Regions from separate parts of the Homo sapiens genome. Here region 1 is linked to region 2. A link is an interaction called in ENCODE POLR2A ChIA-PET data of the cell type or tissue named here. Cell type or tissue: endothelial cell of umbilical vein. All regions are shown on one strand. Each heading gives the region's core, and the rest is flanking DNA. Links, peaks and the distances in the headings are about the cores only. Region 1 overlaps SEC31A (SEC31 homolog A, COPII component). Region 2 overlaps SEC31A (SEC31 homolog A, COPII component).

Evidence for each region. ChIA-PET counts read pairs that join two places held together with the same protein. Peaks named below come from ENCODE experiments on the same cell type or tissue, not always from the same donor. Only the 100,000 strongest peaks of a DNase experiment are listed, where the experiment ranks them.
Region 1: POLR2A ChIA-PET joins it to region 2 with 6 read pairs; 5 of 35 experiments call an interaction of 5 or more read pairs at or near these places.

The regions. Positions count from the first base shown.
Region 1 is chr4:82,815,808-82,822,737 of GRCh38, reverse strand. SEC31A (SEC31 homolog A, COPII component) reads left to right here. Exons shown (of 27, transcript NM_001077207.4): 26 at 1,630-1,701; 27 at 3,485-4,229. The coding sequence ends at 3,664. Among named protein-coding and RNA genes, the nearest start is that of SCD5, 20 kb to the right of the region's middle. In endothelial cell of umbilical vein, for the core only: no CTCF peak of the experiment used is centred there; no DNase peak of the experiment used is centred there; H3K27ac peaks cover 273 bases.
Region 2 is chr4:82,874,325-82,881,254 of GRCh38, reverse strand. SEC31A (SEC31 homolog A, COPII component) reads left to right here. Exons shown (of 27, transcript NM_001077207.4): 3 at 333-456; 4 at 2,327-2,525; 5 at 5,433-5,528; 6 at 6,504-6,644. Among named protein-coding and RNA genes, the nearest start is that of SEC31A, 13 kb to the left of the region's middle. In endothelial cell of umbilical vein, for the core only: no CTCF peak of the experiment used is centred there; no DNase peak of the experiment used is centred there.

The DNA of each region.
Region 1 (6,930 bases), core at 2,402-4,901, 58 kb after region 2:
CCTCTCAAAGTGCTGGGATTACAGGCATGAGCCACCGCACCTGGCCAGGTTAACTTTGAGCAAGGATTGTAAGGTTTCCTTTCCGCAAAAGTTCATTTTAATCAGTAGTTGGAATAGTTTTTATAGCATGGATGTATCTTATTTTCACTTTATGTCTAAACAGCACAAAGTAATTTTGCCACACAACTTGGTATGTAGCATCCTTGATGGCCTGTCTCTTCTCTCTCTTCTCCAAGCACACTGGCATTCCTTCCTTGAACACACCAAGAGCATTTCAGCGTCAGGACTTTATACTTGCTGCTCCTTCTGCCTGGAACTCTTCCTCCACATATCTGCATTGTTTGTTTCCTCCCAAGTTCAAGGCCTCTGCTCACATGTCCCATTAGCCATCAGGCCTTTCTTTATTACCCCCAACTCCCAACATGTTTAGCCCCCTTCCTCTATTAACTTTTCTTCATAGCAGTTATCACCATCTGACATGCAATATATTGTTCATTTAGTATCTTTTCTCACCCAGTGGGATATGAGCTACATGACATACAAGACTTTGTCCCTGGTACAGCACATAGTAAGCAGCCAATAAATATTGAACTAACATAAGGCTGTGGTATAATGTAGAACATTAAGTTAATCATGTAATTTTAAAACTGTTAGTTTTAGTTTTAGAATAGTTTCTTTGATTATACTTTACAGTGCTATGGTAGAGAGAAAAAAAAGCTTTTTAATTTAATAATTTATTTTACTACTTCCCTCAGTAATCTTAAGCTGCCAAAAGATAGTTTTCTTTCTTTCTTGGTGCTTTAAAGGCTTAGAAAAAGGCAGGATTAAACAAATGTAACTAAGTGTTTAAGTAGTATTTTTGAAAGGTTAAAACAAGATTCCACAGTTCACCTATATGTTTGCCTTCTACCACCCATAATCGACAATAACTACTTAGACCTTCTTTTTTGTGATACACTGACCCATTGCTGCCTCCTGATGCTTGTGAATATAGTGCAAGCAAACATGCATATATACCTTATCAAGTGAGTTTGCAGTTCATATGAAATCCAATCAGTACTCTTTCATGCACTGGAAGTAAGTCTCATCCTCTCCTCATCCCAGTCCCCTCCACCCTCCACCCTTGATAGATGATTGATCTCTGTTCTAATAATCTGTTCAAGTTTCTTTTTTTTTTTTTTTTTTTTTTGAGACGGAGTCTTGCACTGTCGCCTGGGCCTGGAGTGCAGTGGCGTGATCTCGGCTCACTGCAACCTCCACCTCCTGGGTTCAAGCAATTCTCCTGCCTCAGCCTTCCGACTAGCTGGGATTACAGGCGCCTGCCACTACGCCCAGCAAATTTTTTGTATTTTTAGTAGAGACAGGGTTTCACCATGTTGACCAGGCTGGTCTCAAACTCCTGACCTCATGATTTGCCTGCCTTGGTCTCCCAAAGTGCTGGGATTACAGGCGTGAGCCACCACGCCCGGCCATAATCTGTTCAAGTTTCTTAGTTGTAGTTGCCTCCATTTCTTTATAAAATGAAGCCATTCAACATTTTAAGTATAAGGTTTAGTGCAATGAGATAGGGCAAGTTCTTAGGTTAAAAGTTAATGTTCAAATATAACATCTATTTTTTCTTTCCTGCAGCAAACCAAGAGGAAGCTAGATGATGCCAGCAAACGTTTGGAGTTTCTGTATGATAAACTTAGGGAACAGACAGTAAGTTTTGGAGGAAAAGGATTTATGATAATCATTTATTCCTAGTTGCTAGTAAAACAGTTGTCTTATCAGCACTCCCATTTAGTATGCATGGGGGCAAAATTGTCATGACATTTAGAGAATGGGCATGGCTGTGTTGAATCATAAATTCCACTCACTGGGGTTAAGGGGATACGGGTGTGTGTGTGTGTGTTTGTGTGGGTGTGTTGAGAGAGACATTTTAACCCTCTCATAACAAGAGTATAAATACAAACTGGCCTGTGTTGGCCATAAGGTAGCTGACCTTCTGCTGTTCCTTTTATATGGCCCAGTTACAAGAAATCAAAGAGTATGCAGATACTCTGTTTTCCAGGGACTAAATCTATAATCTTTATCATAGTCTAAGACTCTTGACCCTTTTCTTTTAGGATAGCCATTATACAAAAGCAAAGCCAAATGTAGCCACAAGATGAATAGGGTAATGTGCTGTAACTATGAAGATAGCCAGGAGTAAGAAGTCAGTTCACTACGTTTGTTCTCTTGTCCCCACCTCACCATTCTTTTCTAAAATTGTCTTGTTTTATTAATGAAAGCACTAGGAAAGGAGAAGAAAAAAAGAAGTGGGACTTTCTTTTTATTTTTTCCATTTCAGCATTCCTCTAACCCATTCCCCACACTCAGTTCCATCAGATGAAAATAACCATTTCTCTCATGAGAACCAAACTAAAGAAAGTTGATATAACAGTGGAAGTAGTGTGGTCCTTGGACTGATCCAAAATAAAGTCTTCTCGGTGGGCACAGTGGGATATGCCTGTAATCCCAGCTACTGAGGAGGCTGATGCGGGAGGATCACTGGAGCCCAGGAGTTTGAGACCAGCCTGGGCAACATAGCAAGACCGCATTTCCAAAAAAAAAAAAAAAAAACAGAAGATACAATTAGCGTATACATCTAGATGAGTATATATTAAAACATTTTTTAAAAATGAGATCAAAATAGGCCAGGCATGGTGGCTCACGCCTGTAATCCCAGCACTTTGGGAGGCTGAGGCGGGCAGATCACCTGAGGTCAGGAGTTTGAGACCAGCCTGGCCAACATGGCAAAACCCCGTCTCTACTAAAAATACAAAAATTAGCTGGGCATGGTGGCACACGGCTGTAGTCCTAGCTACTCAGGAGGCTGAGGCAGGAGAATCGCTTGAACCCGGGAGGCGGAGGTTGCAGTGAGTCGAGATCGCACCACTGTACTCCAGCCTGGGTGACAGAGTGAGACTCCATCTCAAAAAAAAAAAATCCAAATAAAGTCTTCTGTAAAGTATGGACACCTATGCCAAGTAATGACATAGTAAAAAACTACAGGTTTTATAGTTTTAAGAGATGACAGGATTATAAAAAGCAGGTAAGAATTAGTAAATTTGGGCCCTTCCTTTGAGATATTATGATTAAGAATCTTTAATCTCCTTTTTGTGCATAGGAGAATTTTTTAAAGGTCTGAAGCTCTCTTAAGTGGAGAGAGAAATTAGCATTTCAGTTTGGAGAGGAAATCGGGCTGCTTTTCTGTAAGAAAATACCTGGCTTATACATGTATAATTCATAAATAACTTATTTATGTAAATCATTTTGTTGTGGTTGTACTTGATAACTGTTGCTTGGTTCAAGAAACTTTCTAGAAATGCTAAATGGTTTATATATTTTTATAATGTTTGTTTCAAATTCCACTTAAATATCTGGGTTTAATGTTTATGGAGGATCTCATGGGAAGTTATCCCTTAATTTAATTCTTTCTCTTGGTTCACTTTTGTTTCAGCTTTCACCAACAATCACCAGTGGTTTACACAACATTGCAAGGAGCATTGAAACTCGAAACTACTCAGAAGGATTGACCATGCATACCCACATAGTTAGCACCAGCAACTTCAGTGAGACCTCTGCTTTCATGCCAGTTCTCAAAGTTGTTCTCACCCAGGCCAATAAGCTGGGTGTCTAAAAGGACAGCTTCTCTTCCACTCAATATTGCCATTTTTCCAAAGAAACATGTTAAAAAAAAAAATTATAAGACATGGACTAGTCCTCATTAGCATGTTTGCATAGCAACCAGTCAAGAGCATTTACACTATTTCTGCTGATATACTCACCTTAGAACTGCTCAGAACCCTGGTGCTTTATTTTTGTTTTAATCTTTTGTTGCCAGTGATGATTTTCCTATTCTGCAAATAGTGTATTTCCTGGATTACACATAGTATGGTTTCCTGAAGTATTCTGATAAATGTGTTTTTTAAAACCTCAATATACTTTTTAGAAAAGGAGCATCTGGTTATGCATAAAGCAGAGCTAAAACTAAATTTCTTTCATGTCCTCCCTACTTCCTCAGTGTCAATCAGATTAAAGTGTGTAATCCTATTTTATGTGTGTATAGTCTTTTTTGAAACAGCTGCTTAAAATTTAGTTTATTTTTTGTGTCTTAGGATTCCTGAGTAAATAACTACATCTACAAACTGCTACATGGGTTTTAGCAGATATTAATAAAAATGGGATCACTGGCTTTAACTATATAGGAAAAGACTGGACATTTTTGTTCTGTAGAATGCATTGAGCTTTTTTCTATTTGTAAATGTTTCAATATTCTGTTTGAGTTTTAAGACTAAATTGTGTCCATTTTATAGCTAGAAATTTTTTCACCTATTTTGTTTAAATTACCTATAGCTGTGCCAGGCATGGTGGCTCACGCTTGTAATCCCAGCACTTTGAGAGGCCGAAGCAGGCAGAGGTCGGGAGTTCGAGACCAGACTGGCCAACATGGAGAAACCCTGTCTCTACTAAAAGTACAGAATTAGCCGGGCGTGGTGGCGCATGCCTATAATCCCAGCTACTTGGGTGGCTGAGGCAGGAGAATTGCTTGAACCCGGGAGGCGGAGGTTGCGGTGAGCCGAGATCACGCCATTGCTGTCCAGTCTGGGCAATAAGAGCAAAACTCTTTCTCAAAAAAAAAAAAAAAAATTACCTGTAGCTTTGAGGTTTAAGTTCAGAAAGAAAGCTTTAATTTCAGTCAGCCTGTAAATCAAAGCCACACATTTTGCACCCAGTTTTTCTGTCAAGTGACTTTATTATCATCTGTCTTAAGAACAGTGTGGTAAGGCCGGGCGCGGTGGCTCACGCCTGTAATCCCAGCACTTTCAGAGGCCAAGGCAGGCGGATGACCTGAGGTCAGGAGTTCAAGACCAGCCTGACCAACATGGAGGAACCCCATCTCTACTAAAAATACAAAATTAGCCAGCCAGACGTGGTGGCACATGCCTGTAATCCCAGCTACTCGGGCGGCTGAGGCAGGAGAATCGCTTGAACCTGGGAGGCGGAGGTTGCAGTGAACCGAGATCGCACCATTGCACTCCAGCCTGGGCAACAGCCTCCATCTCAAAATAAATAAATAAATAAAAGAACAGTGTGGTAAACAAAAAATTAATGGTCCCTGTAGAATCTGGAGAAGAGTTAGATAATAATTTTCATAGTTTATGCAATATTCCTTAAGAGGGTTAAAAAACTAGAAAATAAACACTGTGGAGTAAGTTAAGTCAATTTTCTTCAGCCTGAGTGAAATAGTTTGCAAGAACCTCTTGATTCTATTTGCCAAGATTCCCTACTCAACAAATACATGCTGCATTTTAAAAAATTACCCTGGCTGGGTGCAGTGGCTCACACCTGTAATCCCTGCACTTTGGGAGAAGAGGCAGGAGGATCACTTGAGCCCAGGAGTTCAAGACTAGCCTGGGCTGTAGTGAGACCGTGTCTCTACTAAAAATAAAAAAAATTAGCCCGATGTGGTGACACATGCCTGTGGTCCCAGCTACTTGGGAGGCTGAGGCGGGAGGATCCCTTGAGCCCCAGAGGTCAAGGCTGCAGTGAGCTGTAATTGTGCCACTTCACTCCAGCCTGGGTGACAGACACCCTGTCCCAAAAAAGAAAGAAAAAAAAAAAAAAGAGTACCTTGATAGCATGTACATATGTTGGAGTCTCAGGAATGGACTATCTAGACTTATAAATGGATATATTGTCACCTAGCTCATTGGTTTCCTATGCACTTGATAGTGTGAGTCACACGCCTGTAATCCCAGCACTTTGGGAGGCCAAGGCAGGTGGATCTCGAGGTCAGGAGTTCAAGACCAGCCTGGCCAAGATGGTGAAACCGCGTCTCTACTAAAAATACAAAAACATTAGCCGGAGTGGTGGCAGGCGCTTGTAATCCCAGCTACTCGGGAGGCTGAGGCAGAGAATTGCTTGAACCCAGGAGGCGGAGATTGCAGTGAGCCAAGATCGTGCCACTGCACTCCAGCCTGGGCAACAGAGCGAGACTCCGTCTCAAAAATAAATAAATAAATAAAAATAAAAAGATAGTGTGAGTCAGTTCCACTACTCGTTGAAGTGACAAAGTGACCCTCTGGATTTGACCCTGAACAGTAGTATCAGCCCAAGACCATCTGCAGAGTGGACTGGCTTCAAGTTTTTTTTTTTAATTAATCACCCTTATAGTTAGAATTTGTTTTGCAGTTGCATGTTTATCTTGACATGACAATGGCATATTTGGTGTCATTCTACCAAAAAAAAACTATTTTCCAAAAGATGAGAAACGAGTAGGTGGCAGTGGAGCCCTGGCCAACCCAAAGATTTATTTAAGAATATGAGTGTATAGGCCGGGCGCGGTGGCTCACGCCTGTAATCCCAGCACTTTGGGAAGCTGAGGCGGGCAGATCACGAGGTCAGGAGATCGAGACCATCTGACTAACATGGTGAAACCCCGCCTCTACTAAAAATACAAAAAATTAGCCGGGCGTGGTGGCAGGTGTCTGTAGTCCCAGCTACTCTGGAGGCTGAGGCAGGAGAATGGCGTGAACCTAGGAGGCGGAGCTTGCAGTGAGCAGAGATCGCGCCTCTGCACTGCAGTCTGGGCGACAGTGCAAGACTCCATCTCAAAGAAAAAAAAATGAGTATGAGTGTATAAAACTACCTGCCACTGGTAGCAGGGCACCTGCTCTCTCCTTTTTCATTACATTGTGATTTTTTTTTCCACTTGCAGCCATTTCTCTATGTGGCTTATAATCTTGGAAGAGTTTCATATAAATGAATGGAGGTGAGATGAGCCAAACTCAAATTGTTTTTGTCTCTGAAATATGAAGATAATAGGCAATTAGAGAAAGTTTTTCTTCAGAAAAGACAACTTTTAAGAAGTTTTCTTTTTTAAAAAATGGAAAAAAAAGTCAA
Region 2 (6,930 bases), core at 2,788-5,287:
TGACCTCATGATCCACCCATCTCGGCCTCCCAAAGTGCTGGGATTACAGGCATGAGCCACCGTGCCCAGCCCCCATCACGGGACCATTTTTACAGAGATTTTTAAATATATACAGGCTTAAAAAATTATTTACACTACCCACTCTTATAAACATCCTCTCCTAGCCCTGTGCCAGAATCTCATTGCTATAGTAATTTAAGCATCTGCTCAATGGCATATGTGCAGCATTCATGAGCAAGAGAATGGAAAACATGCTTTTAACTTCTGTTTTGTATGGTTTCTCTGATCTTTTATTTTTGTGTGTATAGTTACCATAAATATATTTTCTATAGGAACATCTGCTCAGCAATTGGATGCAACATTTAGTACGAATGCTTCCCTTGAGATATTTGAATTAGACCTCTCTGATCCATCCTTGGATATGAAATCTTGTGCCACATTCTCCTCTTCTCACAGGTATGAGGTTCAGCTTTAAATTCATGTGATTATTTAATTATATATTGTTCTTGATTCCTAATTTGTCTATAATTATGCCATTATTAGAAACTACAAGGAATACCATCAAGAACATGAAATATTTTGTGAAAAAGCATGTGAGTGAATTTTTATGGAAGTAAAAGTAGTGTTTATGTGTTCTATTGACTTTTTTTTTTCTTTTTTTTTTTTGAGACAGAATCTTACTTCATAGCTCAGGCTGGAGTGCAGTGGCACGATCTCGGCTCACTGCAACCTCCACCTTCCAGGCTCAAGCAATTCTTGTGCCTCAGCCTCCCGAGTAGCTGGGATTACAGGTGCACACCACCTTGCCCAGCTAATTTTGTGTCTTTAGTAGCGACAGGGTTTTGCCATGTTGGCCAGGCTGGTTTTGAACTCTTGACCTCAAGCAATCCACCCACCTTAGCCTCCCAAAGTGCTGAGATTATAGGCATGAGGAATCACGCTTGGCCAGTATGTTCTGTTGGCTTTTTTATTGCTGTTACATGTAAGGTAGGAAGGAGAGGCTGTAGTTTCTAGCATTTTTTTCTGTTTTTTTGGTGTGTGTGTGGTTTTTTTTGTTTTTGTTTTTTTTTTGAGATGGAGTTTCACTCTTGTTGCCCAGGCTGGAGTGCAATGGCGCAATCTCGGCTCACCACAACCTCTGCCTCCTAGGTTCTAGCAATTCTCCTGCCTCAGCCTCCCGAGTAGCTGGGATTACAGGCATGTGCCACCATGCCTGGCTAATTTTGTATAGAGTTCTTTTTTCTATCTCCTTTATTGTGCCTGTTTACAAAAAGGTAGATGTGACTAGAAAAGGAGTAGTCATCGTAAGTATTAATAGTGATTATCTCTGAATGGTAGCTTATTTTTATTTTCTTCTGTTACGATATTTAGAAATATATCTCACAGTTTTGTTGACACGATTTCTAATACACTAGGTAACTAGGTATTTGGATCATACTTTCAAGTACTTATGCCCTATTGTAATGCAGAGAAAGGAGGTCTTCATTTCAGTAATAAAATAAGCTTTATTGCCTCAATATATTAGCAGGGTTTAAAGAGATTGCTCTTTAGCTGACAGAATATAGCTCAAATCATGCAGTTTCATGGGACCGCTCATATTCTTCAGAGCTGTCACAGTGGGATGGGAACCCCAGATACCTTTTGTCTAGTAGTTTTTCTGCTTACTACCATCTGTATCATCGTATACCTTTCTGCCTTCATATTTCATCTCCATTCTGGACCATATATTTTATTCTCTAATAGTAGGGGTACTTGTTATAATCTTGATGTCATTTTTCTACCATTAGAATACATTCTTTTTCTTAGAAAATTTCACATGACTCCTTTAACACCTTTACTATTTAACAGACCACTTGTTAGTGACCCCCCCTTTTTTTTTTTTTCAGACAAAGGTCAAAGCATGAGACCCTTCTATAGTCAAATAAAGAGTGTTTTTACCTTTCGAGGGAAGTGATTGATTAGCTCTATTTTACAATGAACCAGAGGCAATTTAAGAAGATTAAGTAACTTAGGGTCTCACAGTTTCTAAATGGTAAAATCATTCTTAAGCTCATATTTTTTGACACACAACTCAAGTATATTTTGTTACACTACCTTACAAGAGTTTTTACTCTTTAAGGATTACAAAATCACATATGCAAATATGAGTATAAATAAAAAATGAAATACTATTACACCAAAGTCATACATAGTTACCAGGAGTGGTGGGAAAGTAATATATTTGGATTGTTTATGAAAACATTAAAAATTAAGTGTATAATTTCAATTTTTTGTCTACATTTATTTGACTTTAAGAATGAATGATTTTATTCATTTTCTCCTGTAGGTACCACAAGTTGATTTGGGGGCCTTATAAAATGGATTCCAAAGGAGATGTCTCTGGAGTTCTGATTGCAGGTGGTGAAAATGGAAATATTATTCTCTATGATCCTTCTAAAATTATAGCTGGAGACAAGGAAGTTGTGATTGCCCAGAATGACAAGCATACTGGCCCAGTGAGAGCCTTGGATGTGAACATTTTCCAGGTTAAGACTTTAACATTTCATAATTCTTAGACTATGTGCTGCTCATTTGAAATCAGTATATGAATCTACTATGCCTCAGTTTTGGAATTGAAAGTTAAAAAACTGTGGCTATACAGGTTGACGAGTGTTTGTTTAAAGAATGGTGGGTTCAGAGTTGAGATCAGGGTTAAAAATACTACCTCCATGAAAAGGATCCGGCTGATAGGTTTTTGTTTTTGTTTTTGTTTTTGTTTTTTTGAGACGGAGTCTCGCTCTGTCACCAGGCTGGAGTGCAGTGGCATGATCTTGGCTCACTGCAACCTCTGCCTCCTGGGTTCAAGTGATTCTCCTGCCTCAGCCTCCCGAGTAGCTGGGATTACAGGCGCCTGCCACCACGCCCAGCTAATTTTTGTACTTTTAGTAGAGATGGGGTTTCACCATGTTGGCCAGAATGGTCTCGATCTCTTGACCTTGTGATCCGCCCGCCTCGGCCTCCCAAAGTGCTGGGATTACAGACGTGAGCCACTGTGCCCAGCTGGCTAATAGGTTTAAGTCTGAAGATGTCACGCCATTTGATTAGACATTTTATAAACATTAAGATCCCTATAGGTTGGAAACCTTGCCTTTTAAAAGTTCATGCTAGGTCAGCATTAGGCTGGTGCTGTGATGTCCAGGTTAATTCACTGTTTTATTAATTGAGAAATTTTATGTTTATGACAGAGATTAATACTCTATGAAATAATTAGAAATTAAATGTAATGGCTGGGCATGTGGCTCACACCTGTGTAATCCCAGCACTTTGAGAGGCCGAGGCAGACAGATCATGAGGTCAGGAGTTCGAGACCAGCCTGGCCAACGTGGTGAAACCCCGTCTCTACTAAAAATACAAAAATTAGCCGGGCATGGTGGCAGGCACCTGTAATCCCAGCTATTCGGGAGTCTGAGGCAGGAGAATCGCTTGAACCCGGGAGGCGGAGATCGCAGTGAGTTGAGATCGTGCCATTGCACTCCAGCCTGGGCAACGAGCAAAACTCAAAAAAAGAAAAAAGAAATGTAATGCAGATTTAACAAATAGTCAATTAAGATTCTTTGTACTGTTGCCTTCATAAACATTTCTGGTTGTTAATTATATAAATGCACAGCTTAATAACGATCTTAGCCTGAACAGGATGGTGAAACCCTGTCATTACAAAAAATGCAAACAATTAGCAGAACATGGTGGCACACGCCTGTAGTCTCAGCTACACGGGAGGCTGAGGTAGGTTGATGGCTTTAGCCTGGGAGGTCTACGCTGCAGTGAGCTATGATCACACCACTGCACTGCAACCTGGGTGACACATAGAGACCCTGTCTGGAAAAAAAAAAAAGACCTTGAGTTAATAGGATACTAGATTATAACAACCAAAAATGAGTATTAAGAAAATTTTAAATAGTTCCTTTTCTTATATTATAAATAGATACTTAGGGTATAGCAATACAGAAACCCAACTTGTTTATTTCTTTTTTGTTGTTGTTTTTTGTTTTTTGAAACAGCGTCTTGCTCCCTCTGCCAGGCTGGACTGCAGTGGCTCATGACTCACTGCAGTCTTGACCTCCTGGGCTCAAGCAAGTCTTCTGTCTCAGCCACCTGAGTAGCTGGGACTACAGGCATGAGCCACAACACCTGGCTAATTTTTGTAGAGACAGGGTTTTTTCGTGTTGGTCAAGCTGGTCCCAAACTCCTGGGCTCAAGTGGTCTGTCTGCCTCAGCCTCCCAAAGTGCTGTGACTACAGGCATGAGCCACTGTGCCCAGCCTTCGTTTCTATAGTTTGTGGTATCTGCTCTTTAGCTAACTCCTTTGTTAATTGTATTGAACAGCTGATGATTTTTAATAAAGTATTTTGTGTTATAGGTAGCTACTACCATAGAATGTCTCCCTTTTTTTAGTTATATGCCAACTGATAGAGAATAATTTGTAAGAGTAAATAGTAGTGGATGAAGGTCAGTATATGAAGCCCATTATCTTCCTGTACTTTATATTACAATTTCAGGTTCTTTTTGACCCTTAAGGTATGTACCAGAGAAAACCTAGAAATATTGCCACCTGGAATAAGATTGAGTGTATATGAACTAGAAATATGTGAAGAGTTATGACAAGAGATTTTACTAGTGCTGTATTGATTCAGCTCTGGAAGCTGGCTTTGAGGTATCCTGAGAAAGATGCCACAGTTTTAGGATTCAGCTTTTTCTGAAAGCAATAATTGATGACCTTTTTAATCTTATAATTAAATCTCCTTCCAGAGATGCAAAGATACAAACAGTAATCCTCACATGGTTGCATGACTGATTAAGAATTTATCCAGCCAGGTTTGGTGGCTCACGCCTGTAATCCCAGCACTTTGGGAGGCCGAGGCAGGTGGATCACCTGAGGTCAGGAGTTTGAGACCAGCCTGACCAACATGGAGAAACCCCGTCTCTACTAAAAATACAGAATTAGCCGGGAGTGGTGGTGCATGCCTGTAATCCTAGCTACTCGGGAGGCTGAGGCAGGAGAATCACTTGGACCCGGGAGGCGGAAGTTGTGGTGAGCTGAGATTGCACCATTGCACTCCAGCCTGGGCAACAAGAGCAAAACTCCATCTCAAAAAAAAAAAAAAAAAAAAGAATTTATCCATATAATTTTTAAAATAATATCTTGCATTAAAATTAATTTGTTCTCAGTAGACATCTTTTGTCTTTGTTAAGTAGAATTTTATGTTTTTCTAGAAAACTTTAAATTTTGAAAGAATTATGCATAATTTAGAAATTCATGCATATGTTTTTCACTTTTCAAATTAAATAGAAAAATTGTGTATGCTACATCTAATATCTTTCTAGCTCTGAACTGAGTTATTCTGAATTTTCTTAATTATTCATAAGTGCTATTTAGTTATGGTTTCTTCTTGCAGACTAATCTGGTAGCTTCTGGTGCTAATGAATCTGAAATCTACATATGGGATCTAAATAATTTTGCAACCCCAATGACACCAGGAGCCAAAACACAGGTATTTTTATATTGATTTTGATCATTGTAATCAAAAAAGCCAAAAGTAGTTCTCCTAAACCTACTTATTTCACTTTTAAGGCTTCTCACACAAAACATATATGTTTAAAATCATTGTTTAGATATTACTGATTTTTCTTCAGTAATTAATAAATATGTTTCTTCAAAGTATCAGTGAGTCCATCAAGAGTAAATATTTATTTAGTACCTACCACCTGGTAGACACTGGTCATTGTACTAGGCATACAGTAGTAAACAAAATGAACAAAAATCCTTAATAATTGTCTTAGATATAGTATAATTATTTTTGTTCTTTGTGTGATAGTTGCTCTGTGTTTTGGCAACAACCAACCTTCTTAAAACACACTTAGACAAGACCATGGAAGACAAGGTTTAAAATAAATACCTCAAGCCCTTTGCTTGTGTATTTCTATTAAGTTTGGTAACAACAGTCTTCTCCTGTTCTTCCCTGAGTTTCTTTATGTTGTATAGGCTATCCAACTTGAGTAGCCATTGTAACTGGCTCTAACATTTTGGCAATCTGAGAGGTAGCATAATGACAGCATATGCACTACCATTTATAAAGGTATTTTGCTAATGGTCTAGGCTGTAATTTTGCCCTGCCTAGTTTTCTGTCATAGTCACCAACATCTACTTTGTGGTCCATAATCTACCTTGCAGCAGTTGCAAAGTAAAGAAACAGTACTTGGTTTATAGCAGAAATTCAATAAAATTCTTGTTGAATGAGATATTATGAAACAAGATAATACACTTGAAGTGGTATGTACCTGCATTTTAAGTCATATAATTTTATGTGTTGAGAATGTAGAGATGTAGGACTATAAAGCAAATTTGTGGCATAAATGGATCAGATTTTTAAGTAATACACTTTTCAAAATGAAGGATCCAATTTTACAGTTAAATTTGATTATAATAGAGAAACAAGCAGTTTTTATTAACTGTTTCTTCCTTGTAGCCGCCAGAAGATATCAGCTGCATTGCATGGAACAGACAAGTTCAGCATATTTTAGCATCAGCCAGTCCCAGTGGCCGGGCCACTGTATGGGATCTTAGAAAAAATGAGCCAATCATCAAAGTCAGTGACCATAGTAACAGAGTAAGTATGTGATTGACTTGTGATGAACATGTTGTATTTCTGCTGTAGGTATTCCTATATTGTTTGTCAGAGTTGACAACAAATCAAATTTCTGTGAAGTCAAATCCTGTTTTTTTATTAATCAGTCATGTTAGAAGGAATGTTTTGTTTTTTTTCCTCTAAGGGAAAATCATAAAATTCCCAATAAATATGTTGGATATTATTAATGATGAAGAGAGATTGGTTAATCAAGGAACTTATTCCATGATATACTGGTGGTTTTGCTTTGCTAGCTGTTTTAAAACAT